Regions from separate parts of the Homo sapiens genome. Here region 1 is linked to region 2. The links are chromatin contacts, found by Hi-C or POLR2A ChIA-PET in ENCODE. All regions are on one chromosome and are shown on one strand. The core of a region is the stretch at or near the end of the contact, and the rest is flanking DNA. Distances in the headings are between cores, read along the strand shown.

Region 1 (6,367 bases), core at 170-2,669, 660 kb before region 2:
TCTGGCTGGGCAAGGACAGATGGAATAAATCAGCTCTGGCTCTACACATGGCTGAGGACATCCCCACAAGAGCTGGCACCTGTAGCTCCGAGGAGAGATACTCAATACCAATTCCTAGCTCTACTCTCCCTTTACCCCCAGTACACACCATTCACCATGGGAAACACTGCTGAAGGCATTGTCTTCTTTGTAAGAATGCAACAAACATTTCTACTTTAAGAGTCTTGTTGATCAAGCAGACTGAAGTATGTGCAAGGCCAACGGCTGGTTGGTTCCCTTTCTCTCCTCCTTGATCCTCTAAGTTCTCTCCATTTGACAGCGACTCTGCTCCCGCTCCCTAGTGTTCTAACTTCTCTACATCTCTCTAATCATGCACCTGTTTTTTATTTATTTTTTGGGGGGGAGGACTCTGTCATCTGTCTCTTGCTTTCTTTCTTATACCGTCTTTGATCTTCACGTCAGTGCCTTGATTTCGAAACATTAGACGGAAAGTGAAAAATGCAGCGAGTCGTTGTGGTATTTGGGCTGCACATCTCCGACTCAGCTCTCGATCACGTGAATGGCTGACTGCATGTTTTACTTTGTATTTTGGTGTCATGAAGAAGCAGTTTCGGTCCTTGCTCTCTGTCTCTGCTCTTGGTCCTTCCAACTCCCGGCTCTTTCATTCTGTCTCTGGGGTTTACTTTTCTTAGTTGCAGAAACCTTGCCGGAGAACTGTCTGGGTTAGGAGCCTGAACTGGGTTAGAAGCCTGAACTGGCTGGGTTAGGAGGAGAGAGGCAGGGGGCAGTGGGAGTGAGTTGGGGGCTACAGGTGGAGCAAGGGGGATCAGATCGGGGTGATCAGTGAGGGATGAAGGTGAGATGGGAGAAGGACAGACAGAGGTTAGTTGAAGAGTCGACTAAGAGAAGGGAGAGTCAGGAGATCAAAATTATTCCCCAAGGGGACAAGAAGTCCCATCATTTGAACCTAAACAGCAAAAAACCTAGAGCTAAACTTACGGCTCATCTAGAAGTGGGTGGATGATGAGGTTTGCGGGTTGGGGGTTTGGCCTTGCGCATACTTCTCTATCCTTCCCAATCCGTCAGTTCCTGTCAATTTCAGCCTCTTCCACTTCCACAACAGGTGAGCCTGAGATCCAGGTTTGCCAGAGTAAGGGAGCACCCGGGCACCGCTCTGCCAGAGGGCCAGCCAGCCAGGGCTCTCCACTGGATGGAGAACTTTAATGGAGCGGGCGCGGAGAGGGCAGGGCAGGGAAGGGCCGCGTCCCGGAGCCTTACCATGAGCGTCTGAGCCAAGACGGAGGCTGAGGAGCGCCGCCAGCAGCACTACGAGGCACGGCAGCATCCTGGGCGCGCCGCATCGTCCGGGGCCGGAGCGGAGCCGGCCTGCGCGCCTCCAGCTACCCTTGGGCTGGGACTGACAGCTCCGCCGCCCGCTCCGCCAGCGCCCCGCAGGGCTGACGTCAGCGGGGCGAGGCCTACAGACGCCCCGCCCCCGAGGCCGCGGACGGGGAACCACTGTCCCACAGGGCTACCGCCTGGGGCAACCCGAGGCTGTCCTGGGGCGCTAGCGGGCTCCGGCCACCCCTCCCTTTCCTTCCCTCTGGGCCTCCAGTGCCTTCGGATCAAAGTGGTCCGGGTAGCCCGGCCGGCCGTGGGTACGTGTGTGTGGGTGTGTGCGCGCGCGCGTGTGTGCATGTGCTGGGAAGCAGGTGGCCAGGCACAGCCTCGGCCCTGAGTGCGGAAGGTGGGGTGAGGGCGTCCGAGCCGCTTTTGCCTGGCGTGCCGGCTTGGCGTTAAGGATGTGGCCGCGGCCGCTCCGAATGGGGAGGAGGTAGTTGCAGGCCCTTGAGGGCAAAGGCGCCAGGACGCCGGTGTGAGTCTTGGCGTTGCCCCAGGGCCTCCCCGTCTGGGGGTCTGAGGACACCGATGGATGAATACTGAGTAGTCCCCTACCTAATTGTTGGAGGGGGGTCCACAACTAAGCAGTTTATGCAGACCTGCCCCCAAAGTCCCAGGAAGCTGAGAGACCCAAGAAAGAGGCTTTTAACCAGCAGCTCAGCAGCTGAGCCTCAAACCGCGATTTTTAAAATTTTTTTATCTATTTTTTTTTTTTACAGTCTCGCTCTGTCGCCCAAGCTGGAATGCAGTGGCGTGATCTCGGATCACTGCAACCTTCGTCTCCCAGGTTCAAGCGATTCTCCTGCCTCAGCCTTCCGAGTAGCTGGCATTACAGGCATGTGCCACCACGCCTGGGCTAATTTTTGTATTTTTAGTAGAGACGGGGTTTCACCATGTTGGCCAGGCTGGTCTCGAACTCCTGACCTCAGGTGATCCACCCGCCTCAGCCTCCCAAAGTGCTGGGATTACAGGGGTGAGCCACCGCGCCCAGCCTTAAACCGTGTTTTAAACTTAGTTTCTCTTCTTTCCTTTTTTCTCTTCCTCCTCTGGGCCTCAAGATATAATTTTGAGACAAACTGCATGTATGTTACCTCTCATCTTAAAACACAGCCTCAGGACGTGCTGTGACCTCCACTCCCTTTCCTGTCCCATACTGTACTCCCATGCCTTACGCACGTTTATTTACCTACGTGCTTGTTAAGCACACGCTATGCTCTTACCTGGTCATATATTTCCTTAGATGCCTCAGGAGCTGCGTCCTGATAGGGACCAGGCACCTCCGGAATTCTCTCTCCAACAAAAGCTTACTTCAGGAGTTGAACATATACCCTGCTGAAGAGTAACTAATTTATAACCTGGCAGGATCCACGATTGCACCAGCCCCTCCACCAAATAAGACGATAATTAAAGAGGACCACTGGAGCAAGTCACACCACCTGGTACCTCCTAACCTCCCCCTTGCCTTTTCTGCATTTCAGATCCTTTCTTAAAAAACCCCTGCGTTCCCCCCATGAATTGAAGAGTGGAATTGTTTGCTGCTCTTCCCCTGCTAGCATGGCAGCTAGCAGATTTTCCTTTATTATCCATTCTTTCTACAAGCAGAGAGCAGCCAGATCCTTTTGCAGGTTACAGGCTGACACATCCAGTTTCTTCGAAAAAAACATTTAATAAGGACTTATAAACAGAAGCTACGTTTGTGTCTCCATGATTCACCCCCAGGACCAGGGCTTATAGACCACAGGGGAAGGGTGATTCAGAAAAGATGTGTAGGACAGTTGAAGTATGATAACATCAAGGTTGTTTGACCTAAGGGCCGGATTTACAGTAAGTGTTTGCACTTACACAAGGAGCAATTGATAAATTGGGAATCTCAGAGGTCTTCTGGGAGGCTCCAAAGCCAACACGGCCAAAACTGTGGATTAGCATCCAACATGGAGTTGCTTTAGCCTCCATAAGGACTTCTCCCAGTCTCTTCTGGGTTTCCCTTGCTTGCTTGAAATCTGATATTCAGACCAATTTTTGTGTTGGGTAATAGCACTACTGGAGTGCTGGGTAACACCTCAGCACATCCTCAGTCTCTCGCACCTCTGTGTCACTTGGCTCATCTGAGGCCATCTCCAGGTGAACCAAATATGTGAGGATATGAGAGACAGACTGTCCATCACTTTTTCTTGGAGGCTGACACCTGCTTCAAAGTGTGTGTGTGTGTGTGTGTGTGTGTGTGTGTGTGTGTGTGCACTTGCAGTCATATATGATTTGCAGTGGCCAGTCTGTGGATTTGGATTTCATTGTGGTGTGGAGAACGTTGTCTGTTTGCCAAGTGCATATGTGTGTTTGGGACTGTGTGTGCATCCCTCAAGCCCTGCCCTTGTTCTCAGACAAACCAAAGAAGAGGGGCTCAGGACATTTCTGGCCAGCAAGGCCCCACTCCAGGCCTGCTGCCCCACCCACCCGGCCATACCCCGCCCTGCCTGTATTGTAGTTTGTACCTTCATTTGTTCCTGAGCTCTTGTCCTGTGTTCAAGAAGAATGAGAATTCGCTGACAGTTGAAGGGTGAGGATGGGCAGAGAATAATTTTATTGAGTGATGGACCAGCTCTCAGCAGAGAGGGGATGGGGAGGGGGGTGGTTCCCCGCTCCCACAGTTGGGTGTTTTTTTTTCTCAGTGTGGCTGGATCCAGGGCTTTTTCTGGACTCAGAATAGGGAGTGCATGCCGATTGGTTTGTGAGTATGCAAAAAAGGTTAAAGTGAAAATACCACTCAAAGGTGGGTACGACAGTGTAGAAAACCAATTAGGAAAGGGTAGGTGTATGTAAAGTAGGTGAAGGGTGGGGATCAATCAGAGGAAAGCGTGCCAAATGGGAAGACAGGTTCTCAATCTGGTCTGAAGATTTAACTTGCAGCTTGGCTTTCAGGTTTTAAGTTGTCTTCAACTTGGAGGTGGGGTTTCACCAGGGACCCGCCCTATCTGCCTAGGCATTTGACTGCCTCCTGTAACTATCACCTGCTCCTGGGAGGTTTCCCTGGCAGTGCCCAATGCCCACATGGAGGGCCTTATTTACTGCAGCTTTTGAGAAAGGGCCCCTAACTTAGGTGTGTGACACCAGCACTGTGCGTGGTCTAGGAGTTAGTGAGGCATTATCCCCATGGTTTGTGGAGATATAAACCCTATTTCAATATTTTCAGAGCGGAAATCTCTCTGCCCAGTGGCCTGGACTGAAAGTGTGCCAGGTTGGCTGGGGGTGGGAGTTGGGAGATCCCATCCTGTATCTAAGAGTCTACATTGGGACTAGAAAGACCTCACTCTTGACGATAGTCAGCGAAGGCAGGGGTGCCTCAGCTACATGGATGGGGGAGAGTGATATCTGCAGGCCTACCAGGACACATCATCAGCCTGGGCCACCCTCAGGAGACAGCTCTTGTTGCCACACCCCCAGATGAGTGGAGAGGGCAAGCCCCAGGCTTTTTTAATGTGTGAAGATTTTTTTTATACTCTCTGTTGCTCAAGTGAGGAATTAAGATGGTAAATTGCTCAGGAGTACCCTGTCATGACCCAAGGGGTGTAGCTGCCTTCTGAAACAACTACTTAGTTACCCCGACCTTTTAAAAGAGAAAGACACTGTGATGTTTCTTCCAGAACTTTTTTTTTTTTTTTTTGAGACAGAGTCTTGCTCTGTCACCCAGGCTGGAGTGCAGTGGCCCGATCTTGGCTCACTGCAAGCTCTGCCTTCCGGGTTCATGCCATTCTGCTGCCTCACCTCCCGAGTAGCTGGGACTACAGGCATCCGCCACCACGCCCGGCTAATTTTTTGTATTTTTTTAGTAGAGACGGGGTTTTACCGTGTTAGCCAGGATGGTCTCAATCTCCTGACCTCGTGATATGGCCGCATCGGCCTCCCAAAGTGCTGGGATTACAGGGGTGAGCCACCGCGCCCGGCAATTTTTTTTTTTTTTTTTTTTTTTTAAGACAGCGTCTCTCTCTGTTGCCCAGGCTGGAGTGCAGCGGCACAATCTCGGCTCACTGCAACCTCCATCTCTCAGGTTCAAGTGATTCTCATGTCTTAGCCTTCCAAGTAGCTGGGATTACAGGCACCCACCACCACGCCTGGCGAAATTTTTGTATTTTTAGGTAGATACGGGGTTTCACCATGTTGGCCAGGCTGGTCTCAAACTCCTGACTTCAAGTGATCCATCTGCCTCAGCCTCCCAAAGTGCTGGGATTACAGGCGTGAGCCAACGCACCTGGCCAGTTCCTGACCTTGTCTTTACTTTTATTTTTTGTTGACGTATAAGAGTCTTACGCGTTACCATTTTGAAGGAGGATCAAAATTTTTAATTCGTTCATATGACAATATTTACTGCACACTCGTTGTGGGCCAGATGCTATAATGATGCTAGGAATAAAATGGTGATCAAAACTAAGTCCCTTTCCCCAAGAAGCAATCTGGGCAGAGGCAGAAAGTGAACAGAGATTTTAATACACAGTGGTAAGTGCTCTGGGAAGGCAAGTACAGGCTGACTGGACAAAAGACAGAGGCACTAAACCACACTTGGGATAGAAGATAAGGAAAACTTCCTGAAGGAGGTGACATCTAAGTTGAGACTTGAGGGAGGAATAGGAGGTAGCTAATGAAGAGTGGATAGGGAGGGTATTCCAGACAGAAGGAAGTGTTTACTTGGAGATTAGGGAATATGGCATTTTTTAAGAACCCTGGAAAGTGGGTAAACTGGCACTCTTGTTTTAAGATGAGAAAACCACAGTGGCTAACATAGGTTAATACCTAGCTCAGGGCAGAGCCAGGATTTGAATGCAGGCTATTCCAATGTATCCTGCTGCCTCATGGAGAGCACCCAGAATAGGAGTTACGTCAGGCATGTGATTACTATACTTGAAAAGGAAGAAAAAGAAACACGGAATCCACATGTTTATTTTGTTTTGTTTTCAGTGTTCTGAAAAGTCCACCC
Region 2 (5,729 bases), core at 1,213-3,712:
AAACCTGATTACACATGGCCCTGAACTTGAGCTCAGCCTACCTGGAAAGCCAAACACGTAAACACATGACTACAAAATGTGTTACATGAATTAAAGGAAGTAACATAATATATAACAGAACACAAAGGTAAGGGCAAATAATCTTAGGAAGATCAGGGAAAGCCTCACAGAGGACAATTGAGATAGTTCTTGAAGGATAAGCAGGTGATCCCCAGGATAAGCGGAGTAAGGGAATTCACGGCAGAGGAACAACATGCACAAAGGCAAAAAAGAAGAAAATCATAAGGTGGGTGCAAAGAATTAATTATGACAACAAAAGCTTATAGCCACTGAACACTTCCTATGTTACAGGAACTGTACTGAGTGCTCTATATACATCATCTCACTTCATCCACTCAGCAAAATAGAATTATCTTCACTTTTCAAATAAGGAAACTGAGGCTTAGCAAAGTTAAAAAAAAAAAAAAAAAAAAAAAGGCCAGGCGCAGTGGCTCACGCCTGTAATCCCAGCACTTTGGGAGGCGGAGGTGGGCGGATAATGAGGTCAGGAGATCCTGACCAGCCTGGCCAACATGGTGAAACCCCGTCTCTACCAAAATACAAAAAATTAGCCAGGAGTTGTGGTGCCCACCTGTAGTCCCAGCTACTCGGGAAGCTGAGGCAGGAGAATCGCTTGAACCCAGGAGACTGAGACTGCAGTGAGCCAAGATCGCACCACTGCACTCCAGCCTGGGCGACAGAGCAAGACTCTATTTCAAAACAAACAAACAAACAAACAAACTTGCCCAAGGTGTCACAGCTAATAAACGGTAGAGCAGAATATGTAAGTATCCATGTCTGACTCCAAAGCCCAAACTCTTAACCATTCTGACATGACCAGAGTGCAAGGGACAGTGGGAGGAGTGGCAAGACAGAGCTCTAGAATGAAAGGCAAGAGCATATTATAAAGGGCCTGGAAGAACAGAGGCTCTATCCTGTAAATGATGAGGGGCCATCACAGGATTTCACAAAGGAGACTGGCATGACCAGATCTGTAGGTCAGATAGACGATTCTAGCCAAGAATAGTGGTGCATGCCTGTAGTCCCGTCTACTAAGGAGACTGAGGTGGGAGGATGGCTTGAGGGCAAGAGTTCGAGGCTGCAGTGTACTAGGGTCACACCGGTGAATACCAACTGCACTCCAGCCTGGGCAACATACCAAGACCCTGTCTCTAAAATAAATAAATGATTCTGACAGCTGCATAAGAACTAATTACAGGAGGACAAGAACTGAGGCAGAGAGACCACTTAGGAAGTTATCCTGAAAGCACAAGCAAGAAATTATGAACTAAGTCAGTGTCTGTGAGGATGGAAAGGAAGCGCCAGATTCTAGGGGAATTAAGAGGCAGAATACAGGACTTGAACTTCGGGAGAGAGGAGGGAAATCAGAGCACTAAAGCCAGAACACTGTGACTATCATTTCTAGATGTGTTCATTTCTATGCCTCGTCCAATAGGCAGCCCCACCTACTACACTGCCTAGAAGACAGGGCATGTCCGACAAATGTTTGCTGTATTTATTAGATGAATAAATTAAAGGGACAGACTTGGCTGAGTGAATGGTGAAGCCCTTCATTGAGATAAAAAAATACAAGAGGAGAAACAGATCGGAGGGACCGGGGAAGGCTGACGATGACAGTAAGCAGGTCTGAGCTCAGGAAAGAGGTCTGGCTGGAGTAGTTTGGCGAGTCAACGCTGAAAAGCTGATAACGCAAGAGATGGAGTGCGCCGAGTAGAAGGGAGCTTTCTACTGCCAAGGACTGAGTTAGGAGAACGGACAGGGAGTCGCTGAAGCCAAGTGAGGAGAGCGGTGCCAGAGGTAGAGGGACATTTTTAAATCCAATGCAAGAAAAGGAAAAAACAAAAAAGCTTTCCAACTTTCCCAGCTGGCCAAAGATGGCATAAGATTGGGCTAGCCCCGGATTTGGACCCGGGGGGAAGCCTGCCACAGAAGTATCCCAGCAAGCTTCGGAAGGCCTGGCCTCACTCGCCAACGATGAACAGAGCAAGCAAACCAGGGCCCCGTGCCCAGTGCCCCTCTCCCGCGTCCCGACCCGCTGCTCACTCACCCGCCAGACCCCCAGCCCGGGCCCGGTGGCCCGCTCAGGAGCCGGCGAGATTTCAAACGGAGGAACTGTCGCCTGGCAGTCCGATTTTCACTTCTTCCCTCAGTCCCCGCCCACACTCGAGCGCATCACGCTCGTTGGCTCGAGAGCGTGCCTCGGGTCCCCCGCCACGCTCGCTCCCTTCCCCGCCGCCCAACCCCTCCCTCGATGAGGTCCTCAACTATCCCCCACCCCGGAAGGCTCCGGGCGAGGCTCCGGGCGAGGCTCTGGGCGAGGCGCAGCTCCCCCAACGCCACCCAACACCCACCCGCTCCCCCAGCTTCCAGGGACGCCGGGGTGTTGCCCTGCAGCGCGCAACAAACACTTCCGGAAAAGGTACCGCCTAGCAACCGGGAGTCCCGCCTCCAGCAGGAGCCAATAGGTCGCCGGCTGAGAGCTGTGACAATGGATTGGCTCGAAGTCCCTTCGGTGCACGCAGGAGCTCTGTCCGTTTTCCGTTGCACGATGGGAGTGTAGTTTAAGATAGATAATGGGAATCCGCAAGAGGTTGAAAGAGTGTAGTTTAAGATAGATAATGGGAATCCGCAAGAGGTTGAAAGAGAACCTCATCGGCTGGGCGCGGTGGCTCACGCCTGTAATTCCAGCAATTTGGGAGGCCGAGGCGGGTGGGTCACCTGAGGTCAGGAGTTCGAGACCAGCCTGACCAACATGGTGAAACCCCTTCTCTACTAAAAAAAAAAAAAAAAAAAAAAGAGGACCCCGAGTTTAGACGTGAGGATTTCTGCCAGGACAGAGAAGGACTATTTAGAGTATTTATACTAATGTGAATTATCTAATTATCTAATTGATCATTTGTTAGGAGTATGATTAACATCAGGTGAATAATACAGTGGTCATCAATAATCAACCCATTGTTACTTTAATCAACAAAACAAATGTGAATGTAAGGTAATGGAGACGCGTCCACTCCCCATCTCTCCCCGCAAAAAAACTGGCTCTCCTGTGCTCCTATTAAACCAGTGAGCACCTGACCAGGAGTTAAACCTATTTTCTACTATCCATCTTTTCACCAAAGCCCAGGGTTCAGTTTGTATGTCTGCAAGATGGGGATAGTAATGTCTGTCATAACTATTTCAAAGAGTCTATTGAAGAAGAAAAAAAGTGACACAATGTGTAGCTCCTCCACACACCCTGTCGGGCAGAAAGGTTGCTACTAATATAATTCCGAAGAGTTTTAGTTTTGCTTGCACGGAGGGCAAATCTTCCTTTCTCTCATATGTCTCCAACCTCCTAGAGAAGTTAAGAGGGGCAAAGAAAGTTCTGGCCATTACATCAATAGGAAAACTGAGAAACAGACAAATACAGATGCTGCTAGTTGAGGAGGAAAATGATGAGGCCAAGCTCATAGAGCCGCTCCTGATAGGTTCTAGAGATGTAGCTGACTCAGGATAGTCCCAGTGCCACTCAGAGGCTGATTCCAGGATGAGAAACTCAGATTGTTGGAATATACAGAGCATATTCCTTGTGAAAATTATCAAAATCAAAATAGAGTCATTTGTTTTAAAACCCTGACAAATGGAGCCAGGGAAGACCATGAAGAGAGGGTTCTCACGCATGAATACCTGATAACAAAAACTATCGACCGGGCCTGGTGGCTCATATCTGTAATCCTAGCACTTTGCCAGGCACAGTGGCTCACACCTGTAATCCCAGCACTTTGGGAGGCCAAGGCGGGTGGATCACCTAAGGTCAGGAGTTCGAGACCAGCCTGGCCAATATGATGAAACCCCGTCTCTACTAAAAATACAAAAATTAGCTGGGCATGGTGGCACACGCCTGTAGTCCCAGCTGCTCAGGAGGCTGAGGCAGGAGGCTGAGGCACTTAAACCCGGGAGGTGGAGGTTGCAATGAGCCCAGATCAAGCCACTGCACTCCAGTCCAGCCTGGGTGACAGAGCAAGACTCCGTCTAAAAAAATAAATAAAATAAAAATTCCTACTTGAGCCAGGCACAGTGGCTCATGCCTGGAATCCCAGAACTTTGGGAGGCCAAGGCAGGTGGATCACCTGAGGTCAGGAGTTAAAGACCAACCTGATCAACATGGAGAAACCCCATCTCTACTAAAAAATACAAAATTAGCCAGGCATGGTGGTGCATGCCTGTAATCCCAGCTACTCGGGAGGCTGAGAGAGGAGAATCGCTTGAACCCAGGAGGCGGAGTCTGTGGTAAGCCAAGGTCTCGACATTGCACTCCAGCCTGGGCAACAAGAGCGACACTCCGTCTCAAAAAAAAAAAAAAAAAAAAAAGGTCCTACTTGCCCAGCCTCTATGGCATGTGTATACCTATTGCAATGCTACTTCTAAATAAATATCATTTTCTTTTGGAGTTTCCCTCTCTGTTATTTAGATTGACGTCATCATGTTTAAATTTAAATCCTTCTGCAGCAGTTATGCCTATACTTCCTTTATTCTTACTGTAAATGACAAATCATCGTCCCCTTTCCTCTCCATCTTCTTTAAAAGTCTTGGCCGGTCACAGTGGCTCACACCTGTAATCCCAGCATTTTGGGAGGCCGAGGCAGGCAGATCGCCTGAGGTCAGGAGTTTGAGACCAGCCTGGCTAACATGGTGAAACCCCATCTCCACTAAAAATACAAAAGTTAGCTGGTTGTGGTGGCAGGCACCTGTAATCCCAGCTACTCGGGAGGCCGAGGCAGGAGAATCGCTTGAACCCAGGAGGTGGAGGTTGCAGTGAGCCGAGATCTCGCCATTGCACTCCACCCTGTTTGACAAGAGCGAAGCTCTGTCTCAAAAAAAGAAAAAAGTAGGCCAGGCTGTGGTGGCTCACACCTGTAATCCCAGCACTTCGGGAGGGTGAGGCAGGTGGATCACCTGAGATGAGGAGCTCAAGACCAGCCTGGCCAACATGGCAAAACCCTGTCTCTACTACAAACACAAAAATTCACTGGGCGTGGTGGCACACACCTGTAGTCCCAGCTACTTGGGAGGCTGAGGCAGGAGAATCGCTTGAACCCGAGAGGCAGGGGTTGCAGTGAGCCAAGATCACGCCACCGCACTCCAGCCTGGGTGACAAAGTGAGACTCTGTCTCAAAAATAAATAAATAAATAAATAAATAAAGGTCTCACTGAGGGGCCAAAGGGACCAGACTGGGAAGGAATTCTGGGCTCACCAGCTCATCTACCACAAACCTGCACAAAACAGGGATTCAAAAAACCATTTGTAGACTTGGTCCCTATATCTAAGAATTTGCAATCTTTGCAATCAATCTGGTTTTTTGTTTGTTTGTTTGTTTGCTTTTTGAGATACAGTCTTACTCTGTCACCACCATGCCAGGCTAATTTTTGTATTTTTAGTAGAGACAGGGTTTCACCATGTTGGCCAGGCTGGTCTTGAAATCCTGACCTCAGGTGATCCACCCACCTCGGCCTTCCAAAGTGCTGGGATTACAGGCATGAGCCACCACGCCCAGCCCTGTTGATTTTAATTGCCATCCAAATGCTTAACTCTTGTGCCTTAGCATGGGTTCCTTGCTCTCTCATGGGAAGAGCTAATAAAATAAGAGATACTGTGGGATTAACAGGATTACCTTCACACAAATCAACAA

Evidence for each region. Hi-C counts contacts between places; a loop is a spot of excess contacts on that map. ChIA-PET counts read pairs that join two places held with the same protein, here RNA polymerase II (POLR2A). Pooled maps may share reads with other maps.
Region 1: a loop to region 2 is called in a map of naive thymus-derived CD4-positive, alpha-beta T cell, with 13 times the contacts of the local background. The contact joins the promoter of IL10RA here to the promoter of CEP164 in region 2. A Hi-C loop is called at or near these places in 1 of 168 maps with a recorded cell type or tissue (naive thymus-derived CD4-positive, alpha-beta T cell) and 7 of 50 pooled maps. POLR2A ChIA-PET finds 5 or more read pairs at or near these places in 2 of 52 experiments (GM12878 and WTC11).

The regions. Positions count from the first base shown.
Region 1 is chr11:117,981,446-117,987,812 of GRCh38, reverse strand. It overlaps IL10RA (interleukin 10 receptor subunit alpha), which reads right to left and starts at 1,419. Exons shown (of 7, transcript NM_001558.4): 1 at 1,279-1,419. The coding sequence starts at 1,345. RefSeq lists enhancers at 242-541, 1,932-1,991 and silencers at 1,342-1,621, 1,642-1,741.
Region 2 is chr11:117,324,587-117,330,315 of GRCh38, reverse strand. CEP164 (centrosomal protein 164) reads right to left here and starts at 2,462. Exons shown (of 33, transcript NM_014956.5): 1 at 2,412-2,462. RefSeq lists a silencer at 2,145-2,394.